2 separate regions of the Homo sapiens genome follow, and region 1 is linked to region 2. Evidence: chromatin loops called from intact Hi-C (ENCODE). Cell type or tissue: gastrocnemius medialis. All regions are shown on one strand.

What was found. A loop is a pair of places that touch in the nucleus more often than their neighbours do. Peaks named below come from ENCODE experiments on the same cell type or tissue, not always from the same donor. Only the 100,000 strongest peaks of a DNase experiment are listed, where the experiment ranks them.
Region 1: it touches region 2 in a loop (3-fold over the local background); 3 of 110 quality-filtered maps call a loop at or near these places.

Annotation. Positions count from the first base shown.
Region 1 is chr10:58,332,894-58,337,893 of GRCh38, reverse strand. UBE2D1 (ubiquitin conjugating enzyme E2 D1) reads right to left here and starts at 2,888. Exons shown (of 7, transcript NM_003338.5): 1 at 2,669-2,888. The coding sequence starts at 2,692. RefSeq lists a silencer at 2,504-3,023 and enhancers at 2,831-3,125, 2,724-3,224. In gastrocnemius medialis, a CTCF peak has its summit at 3,025; DNase peaks (open chromatin) are centred at 2,063 and 2,953; H3K4me3 peaks cover 3,173 bases; H3K27ac peaks cover 3,356 bases.
Region 2 is chr10:58,511,738-58,516,737 of GRCh38, reverse strand. It overlaps BICC1 (BicC family RNA binding protein 1), which reads right to left and starts at 3,866. Exons shown (of 21, transcript NM_001080512.3): 1 at 3,405-3,866. The coding sequence starts at 3,594. LOC124902427 (a long non-coding RNA gene) reads left to right here and starts at 4,686. Exons shown (of 2, transcript XR_007062147.1): 1 at 4,686-5,000. In gastrocnemius medialis, no CTCF peak of the experiment used is centred here; DNase peaks (open chromatin) are centred at 2,897 and 3,947; H3K4me3 peaks cover 4,082 bases; H3K27ac peaks cover 4,552 bases.

The sequences.
Region 1 (5,000 bases), 180 kb after region 2:
GCCTGGGAAACATAGCAAGACTCCATCTCAAAAAAAAAAAGAGATTATCTTTGGACAAAGCACTCCTCCACTCCAGGCCTCTGGATCCTTCCTTGAATAAGGACAGGCCAGAACATCAGTGGTCCTCAGTCTTCTTTCCACCCCAACCGATCTGAGGGATTCAACATCTCTCCATTTATAGAAGTGATGACAGTCTGAAAACGTCCCACAGGTGATTCTAAGACACTGCCTTAGAAGCTGTTCCCCTGCTTGTACCCTCTACTACACTACAGCAGACTTATCTGAGGTTCCACACAACTCTATGGCCTGCCACCATCTATAGGTACAGGAAAATTATATTAATACTTCAGTGAGCTTAAGAAGAAAGGCCAAAAGTTAGTATACATCTTCATTTGTTGGAACATGAAAGATTCAAATAAGAATTCTATACTGATGACATCAAAGAAGATGGTGTAACTGTTCATACGGCAGGCGGCACATCTAACCTAGAATTGGCTTCTAATCAAGGAGGTAGGTAAAGGAGGAGGAAAAGTAGGGAATCAATCAAAATAATCACCCCTAAGGTTTGAGGGATTGGTCTGAATGTGTGATTAATGGAAAGAAGATTTGTGTAAGTCGATTTTCCTGATATCAGAAAGGGAAGCCAAAAATGAACACACAGAGATGTGATGGTGTGTCATCCCCAATTTCTTTTCCAAAATATCAATTTGTCACATGTTTGATATCAATTCTATGTAAGTAATTTTTTTTTTTACTCAACAATTCTATAAACTAATAACCAATAAATACTAAAAAGATTTGGACACACGCCATATTATAAATATAAATCAAATACACTAGTTCAGCATGGTGATTGATGAGAACTGCCAAGGGTGGTATTTACAAATAATGTTCATATTTCTTTGAATATCCACTTACTGTGGACAAATTATACAGCTTAAGCTATTGTTAGTTGGGTATGGTGACTTGTGTCTGTAATCCCAGACTTTCTGGAGGCCAGGAGTTCAAGATCAGCATGGGCAATATAGTGAGATCCCCATCTCTTAAAAAAACACAATGAAATTTAAAAAGCTCTTGTATGTGCAAAATCATGTGAAAAATTCTCACAACTAGGAAAGAAGGAAATAGAATTTGAAAACTTCCTTGGAAGATGTGCATTTTCTGATCCAAATGTGAACCAATATTACTTCGTCATTAATAAGTATGCAAGGTATGGTAAAGATGCTAAGGCTTCAAAATTAGGGTATTTATATAAAACAATGTGTAATTGCGCTACCTTCAAACAAGAAAACATTATTACTTAATAAATGCTGATGCTGATTGTTAACTGTATGTTTTACAATGAGATGACCTTTAAATGGCACAAAAAATAACAGGTGATCCACAGATTTAGAATTTGAAAATAAAAAACTGGCAGGCTCTAAAAGTTGCTGTCCTCTGTACCTAAAGATGTCACCAGTGGCGAGTCAGAATGCAATGCGTACGTCACTATCACTGCTCTAACATATACTATTGCTATAATGGACTCCTGGTCAAAAAAGTGGATAAAAATGTGGGCATCAATTTCTTCTGAAACAACTACAAAATACACTGTCCATTGTTGCTTAACTTAGTGAAAAGCACTCCCTATTTAACAAACACATTCTCAATGTTGCCAGTGTGAACTGTAACTGTAAAACCTAAAACTTGGGTCAGTACACAGACCAACAAGAAATAAAAATGAACAGAAAGAAATGCCCGAATCTGAATTCTGAAGGATGTTCGCATCTGAAATGGTGGCAATAAATACTGTGAAAAAAAGACGATTCCATACACAGGGTTGAGATGGGTAAACAGTTGTTGGATGAAGATATATATTTCTTCCTCATTCTATACCCATGTGTCAAAGCATCAAAACAATTTATTTGCGACAGTTTATGTTGTGTCTCGAACTTTACATCTAAGTTTATCATGAGGGGGAAAAAAACCTGTTTGGCTTGACTCACCGTGAATCACAGCCAGGAGGTCATCTTGTTGTGTATCAGCAACTATGTTTTCGCTACAGCTATGTGACCTGAAGTGGCAGCAGCAGAGGCACCAAAATAGAAGGGGCAGGAGCCTTCTCCTGACTTCTTGGCCGCAAATGGGCTTTCCAGCCCATTCGGGCAACTGAGCAAGAGCCAACCGCAGAGGAGAGAAAGAACCAACCCGACAGCTCCGCGGAGAAAGGCTGCAGGCCCACCCCACCTTCCTTGCCCTCCCGGGGAGGCCGGGTAAGCAAGAACATAAAAGAGGACAGGCTTAAGAAACAGCCTGGAGAAAACACAGCATGACAGGGGTCAAAACTAGCCCCATGGAGGGCAAAACCCGGCCGTGACCGTGAAGCACAGATTTCGGGACGGTCTGGACGCGCAAGAGGCTCTCTACCCTGGGGCTCCGGGAGCGGCTCCGGCGCGAACGCGCGCGGGCCCCCAGCCTTCAAGCTCCTCCGGCCGCCTGGGACCTGACCCTGCTCCCACCTCACCTGTCCGATGCCCGCTGGCCCGGCCCGAGCCTTCAGCTCCCTGCCCGCACCCCGGCCCACCCTTCCATCCCTTGCTCTCCCCGCATGTCTCTCGGGACCACTGGCCGAGTCAGCGTGGGCAGGGGGCCGCTGCCCCGCAGCCCCAGGCCCGGCCCCGGCACTCACTTTCTGAATCCTCTTCAGCGCCATGGGTCAGGGATGGCGGTGGGGACACCGGCCGGCAGGGGTCGGCTGCGGGGCTCAGGGGCGTGGGTCGTCGCGGGTTGGGCTCGCTGGCAGCTAGGCTGGCTCCGCGCGGTGGGTCCCCGGTTAGCCGCTCCCTGGCTCGCTCCGGGCGCCGGTCCCTGCTCCGTGTGCGCCCGAGCGCGAGTGTGCGCGAGTGTGCGGGCGGGGACGCCGGCGAGACTCTTTTGTTTCCGCTTTTGCTTCTGGGAAGGAGCCTGCGCCCTCCCCGCCGCGCCCCGCCCCGCCTGGCACACTGGGAAGTGTAGTTCCAGCCCTGTCCTCGGCTGCAGGCCCCCGGACGCTGCCAGGTAACTTACTGCTGACCTCAGCCAGGCAGCTTAAGGTGAGAGCTGCCGGGGGCTGGAATTAGCCTCTACAGTCTCATTTAGAGCAAATTGCTGAACCTGGGGCTGCGCATCTGTAAAATGGGGATAACAAATGAGCTCCTAACGCACATAAAGGAATTTCTAAATCATCAGTTAGTAATTCCTTATCCAATAGGTGCCACAGCTGGTTTTATTATTTTTACCTTTAAAGATTTCACTGTCTTTTCTCAAATATATGGATTGTCTCACTCACCCTGCACACATGCACAAACTCATATCAGACCCCCTACTTACCTCCTTGGTTCTTATTGCAGAGGAAAAAGGTGTCTCTTCTGTCCAATGTGCAAATCTTCCTTGTCTGAGTGCATTGTCTGCTCGTAGGTATGCCCCTCCCATAAATTACCCACTTCGAACACCGAGTTCTGGGCTCTCACTCCCATCATTGGTTCCTTCCCTTCCGTTGACAGTCCCTGACCAATAGTCAACTCACGCTCCCCACTCTCCAATTCCTATGCACTTGTGTACCCATTAAAACTTGGCTTCTTGGCCAAGATGAGATTTGGGTGGGGACACAGCCAAACCATATCACTCAGGGATATAAAGATGGCAACAAATAGACACTGTGGACTACTAGAGAGGGGACCGAGGGAGCAAAGGTTGAAAAACTGTTGGGTACTATTGTCAGTACCTGGGTGATAAAATCATTCATACCACAAATGTCAGCATCACACAGCATACCCAGGTAGCAAACTTGCATATGTGGCCTCTAAATCTAAAATAAAAGTTGAAAAACAAAAACAAACAAACAAAAACAGAATCTTGAGCCCCACTCCAGACATGCTACATCACACTTTGCAGTTTAATAAGACTCCTAGGTGATTCAGATGAACATTAGGGTTTGAGAAGCACTATGCTGGAAGGCATAAGAGGAGATCCTAAAAATGCAGATTTCCTTTAAAGGATTTAATTTAGCAGTAAGTTTTGGGTGAAGCTCTGGAGTCTAAACTTTAGAACAAACTTCCCAGGAAGTTAGGATGCAGGTATCTGAGGACACTTTTGAGAATCTCCACCTTGAGCAAATCTTCAAATCCTTCTAAGCCTCAATTTCCTCACCCATAACTAATGCAATAAATGTTGTATTTGTTTAAAGGGAATAGAGCTGAAACTTTTGGTGCCCTTCTAACTCAAAGGTCTATGATTTGCACAAAAAATGGTGATTTTTTTCTCTTCTTTATAAATAGAAAGAAACCTAAAAAGTAAGCTTACAAGATTATTTTTGTCTTTCCTAGGGCAGTTTACCTCCCAACAAAAGAGAAATTAACACTTATTAAAAAAATCTACGTTGGTATCTTGCAATAATAGTTTACACTTTAAGATTGCTTTAAATGGGCTGGGCACAGTGGCTCACGCGTGTAATTCCAGCACTTTTGGAGGCCAAGGCAGGTGGATCACCTGAGGTCAGAAGTTCGAGACCAGCCTGGTCAACATGGTGAAACTCCTTCTCTACCAAAAATTCAAAAATTAGCCAGGCGTGTTGGCACATGTCTGTAATCCTAGCTACTTGGGAGGCTGAGGCAGGAAAATCGCTAGAACCTGGGAGGCAGCAGTTTTACTGAGCCGAGATGGAGCCATTGCACTCCCGCCTGGGTGACAGAGTGAGACTCCATCTCAAAAAAAAAAAATTGCTTTAAGCTTTTCAAAACATTTCACACACATTTTTGCAACATGCAAATACATGTGCAACATATAGTAGTTCAGTGTGTTATTTAATCTCCTACTCTTTCTCCCAGGATGTAGTTTCAAAACATAGTTTGTGATCAACTGCATAACTAATTCAAAAATGTTACTTAATGCTTACTATATGCCAGGCACTGAAGACACATGATAAAGAAAATAGACAAGATCCCTACTCACAAGCAGAACATCAAAATCCTATGGGGTGGGGA
Region 2 (5,000 bases):
CATTTGAAGATCAGTATTAAATAAAGAAATTATATAAGGATTTTCTTTATCATTAAAAATGCTGTCTATGGTATTCATTCCAAGACTTACCACACCCATCAAAAACCTAAACTTGAAAATAAATTTCCATTTATAAAACTGTAAACTAATAAAACTGATAATCTTCACTTACAGCAAAAACATCAGATACTCTGCATGGTTGTTTCGAAGTAGTAATTAGACCCCAACCTGCCAGTAAAAAACCATGAAAAAAGAGTGATATTTCCCTACATTGTTGGCCTGGTGGTTTTTATCTGCAACAATTCTTTTAAGTTTTAATGATCATCTAAGAATGGTATTTCATTTATTTGACTACTACCCTATTGCCCATATATTAACCTCACTGAATTTTTGGTCCATTGCGTAGAAGAATTTATCTACTAATAAAAATACAACTCATTAAAGATTAACTTGCCCCCAGGACAGTCTCTCTGGAAACAAATTCCAAGCATTATAATCACCAATTTGCACTCTGAATACTTAAAGGCAGATAATCTTATTTATCCTGATTTAAATTGGAAACCTGTACCTATTTTAAGTCAATTGTAAATAGAAAAATAGCACACCCAAATTCACAATAATTGAAAACTCAAATACAGACTTTACTTACTTGGCACTTTTCAAATAAAAAGCTTTCCACCCAAGAATATCTAACAATATTAGAATGCTTATTGACTTGATAGACTTACTTCTTTAGTTTCTATTTTACTTCTGCAATTATGAACCTGCAAAATTATTTTGTTCCCCAACTATTTATTAAGTATATACTATATTTCATACATTGTGGTAGGCACTGGAAATCCTTTTAATCCATGATGCAATATTTATTATTAATAATAACAACAGATATTCATTAAGTTCTTATCATTGACCAAACACTGTGGGCAAATGTTAGCTTGTTAGGCATTATCTCTTTCGATTCTCCCAAAACCTAAAAGGTCCTAGTATCAGCTCCATTTTACAGATGGGCAAACTGAAGGCAAAGAGAGGCCTAGCAACTTTCCTGAGATCCTACAGAGTTTTGAACCCAGGTATTAGTGATCCCAGTGCTCACACTTGTGTTTTGGTCAACAACTAACCACATACACTACAATGGTCCCGTAAGATTATAAAGAAGCTGAAAAATTCCTATCGCCTAGTGATGTCATAGCCATAGTAACATAACACATTACCTTTCCAATGTTTAGATATATTTAGATACACAAATACCACTGTGCCACAACTGTCTACAGTATTGGGTATAGTAACACGCCTTGTAGCCTAGTAACATTATTTGTAGCCTAGGAGCAATAGACTATACCATATAGCTTAGGTAGTAGGTGTAGCAGGCTACACAACCTAGGTTTGTGTAACTACACTCCATGATGTTTGCACAATGAAAATGCCTAAGGACACATTTCTAACAAGGTATCCCAGTCGTAGTCCTTAAGCATGGACTGCATGACTGTATATCGGTTGTTCAAGAGATGTTAAGACTTTCTGTAAAAGAAACTATTACTGCAAAGCAATTTCAAACCGTCTCAGATCGTAGTATCACATCTATTAATACAAAAGAGCCTTCAAATTTTCAAAAAGTCTCCTCAAAATTTCATTTTATTCGAAGTGAAAATGAATTAAATCAAAAAAGGAAATTCACTTCTAAAGCTCAGGTTATACACTTGAACTTCCCAGAAGCTAACATCACTGTCCTTACTTGTTTGTGCGCAGGTGAAACAGATCATTCTTTCATATCACTCCAAACTAATGTAGAAAACTGAAAGCTGGTTGAAAAGGATGAGTATGTGCTACTATCAGTTCATTCCAAACGATCTCACAATATATGCCTGACATAAATTTAATATTTTGTTTTATAATCATAAACTAGGCAAAAAGAACCACAGAACAGACGAAATAACTGAAATGAGTTACTGAAATGCAACTGGGGCTTTAATTTCCAAATCTATCTTATAACGGTCTTACTTGAAGAGTTTATCACAGAAGTAACTGTCCTCAAAAGTTACATAATTTGAGAAAAAAAGAGAGGGAAGGGGAGAGACAGAGAAAGACATGACACACATTAGGGATGTTTGTCAATAAAAATAAGCAACAAGGGAGGAAAGCCTGTAGCACATCCAAAAAACGTCTGCCAAACACTCTTGCTATTTGTTTCCACCAAGTTATTGTTTTGGAAAACATGTTGTTCTCTCTTAAAATAACCTGCTTAATTGTTCTAAAAAGCCACTGCATTTCCACAGAGGGCTAAATCATTCCCATACTGCGATGCATTGACTGATAAAGTCAAAGTAAGTTATGCATAAAGCCACAAATAACGTTTGAAAAACTCCAAACTCCTCCATGATAAAAGAACACTAGCTACTGAATGAATCTTCACCAGCGCCCTAAGTGAGACTAACGCCTGGTCCCGTACACGTATTTTAAGAATAACAGTCATTCAAACTAACTCATTTCTCTCTTTGGATGTGGGAAATGAGCCACATCGGTGGCTACAGGTAGGCTAGTAATTATCTGTTTTAAGAAAGGTCAAAATGACCTTGGACGTTTTGACGTTCACTCCAACACTCGTATTATAAATCAGAATCTGTTTTCGGTCCAGTATGGTTGAAGATTTTCTACCTGGGAAAGTCCCAAAGAAATTAAAGAGTTAAAAATAATTCTAAGTTGTGAAAGACAAAGTCAGACACCCATAGCATAGGAAGATTTTTATGGACTGAATGTAACTCAAGATGTGTTTTATAAGCCTGTCAAGAGATGAACACTGTCCTCAAACACAGCAGCACTGCCTCCACACTCCCCCCTCGCTTTGGCTGCTCACCCCGATCCTGGCCCTCCTTGACCACAGGGGTGGGGGCGGGAGCTCCTGTCTTAAGCCTTGACATCTGCAGAGCGTTTCCCAATAGTGAGACAAGGCCCCTCAGCTGGAGGAAGTGGATACTGACAAGGGGAGAGAGTGAAACAGACGGAGAGAGACAGAACTCGAGGCTGCCAGGGAATGGGGAGGGTCACGCATACTCTGTGCGGCCCGAGTGGTCCGGATGGCACAGCCCAGGTGTCCGGGCTAAAGTTGGCATCTCCAAAGTCCAGAACGCAACTTGGGCGCGCCAGTACAAACTCGGCCTTCGGCTTTTCTGAAGCCAGTCAAGTTCGCACAGGGCCCCCAGCGCCTGGAAATCTGAGAGGCGTGGAAGGGTGGGGAGTCCCGCGAAGTCTCCAGTCCCTGGGTGTCCTCCGGCTCCGCGGGGGAGCGGGCCTGGAGCTAAACCGGCCGGCCGTAGGCTGGAGTAGCGGGCGCCGGAGCGCGCGGTGGGGATGTCCGAAAAGGAGTTAGAGGCTCAGTCGGAGAGTCCGAGAACACGAGGGATGCCTACCTTGTAACATGGCCTCAAGTTTCTTCCTGTCCACGCGGAAGCGCTCCTCGCTCCACTCCGGGCTGTGCAGGGTCGCCCCGGCGACCAAGTCGTCCTCGGAGCCGGGCACTGGGGAGTCGGTGCTGCGCTCGCTGTTGGAGCCGGGGTCCGACTGCGCCGCCAGGTAGCCGGGCTCTCCCTGGGCGGCCATGGTGGGCGCGCAGCGCTCGGGCTCCCGCTGCCGCCGCCGCTCTGCCTGCGCTGCCGCCTCCGCTCGCCGGCCGGGCTCAACTGGCTCCCAGCGCCGCGGCGCTAGCTCGTCCCCCTGCAGCCGCCGACGCCACCGCCAACGCCGCCGCCGCCACTGAGCCCCCGGCGCATCCCAGCCCCGGGCGCCGCCCACGCCACCCGCCACCCCGGGTCGCGGCCCCGGTCCGGGTCCAGTGGCTGCGCCGCCCCCCGCCAGCAACGCCCGCGCGGAATGAGCGCGCCGCGCTGCCCGCGCCTCCATCCGCAGGGCTCGGCGCCCCCTCCCCGCCCGCCGCCCCTACAGCCGCGCGCTCATTGGCCCGGCCAGCCCACGGGGAGCCGCGGCGGGCGGGCGGCCCCTGGCGCTCACACACTCGCGCGCGCACACACACACCACGTACACACTGCCACTTTCTGCACTTACACGTATAAATCCTTTCCATACATGCACTTTCATAGCTCCTCAAACACACACACTCCTGAACGCACATGGAGTATCCACGTAATTCCTGTCTACACACACACATCACACACACTACTACTTTTCTGCACTTACACATACAAATCTCTTCCCCCTACATGCTCTCATAATCCTCCAAACACACAAACACAAACACGCCAAGTTCAAGCACAGCAGAGTCCTGAACGCACACTAAGCGCATACACAATTCCGCTGTTTACATACATACCCTACACCCTGAAACTCACAGCCCCAGTTGGTTCCACAAGCTCGAACGTGAGGAAGAGGAAAAAGAAGGCTTGGAGAAGAAATCATGCCCGTCTTTCGCAGGCATCGCCATGGACGTGGCTCGCATGTAGTTCATACCTCCAGGAAGGGCTCAAACCCAGACACCTCGTCTCCTCCCAGCAAAGTGGCCCGCTGCACGAGAGGTGGACAAGAGGCTTACTCTTTTTATTCTGAGAAAGGGAATTTTTTTTTTTCTTGAATGGAGTAAGGAAGGAATTGTTTTCTCTGTGATTCTCAAGGAATGGACTCAGCAGACTTTTTTTTTTTTTTAAGTAGAAAAGGGGCTCGGAGATCGCTGTGTTGGCGAGCTGGATCCAGCTGGCACGTGGGCAGGGCTGTCTTGTCAGGGACTGAGGGCTTTTCTCTGTTTTCAAGGTCAGTCTCTGACAGATGACGGCCAGTAACCTCTGAGCCTCACTGCCGAGGGCCAGCCCACCCACGGCCTCTGTCAAGCTTGGATATGAAGCGCGGGGGAAGAGGAGACTCGCTCGTACTGGGTGTGCCCTTGGAACTCTGTTTTCCCAGTTCACACAGATTCATAGCCTATTATTTTATGACCCAAAGTACAAAGACTTGCGGGGAGGAATGATGGGGATAGCAGTTTGTCACTGCGCCACAGA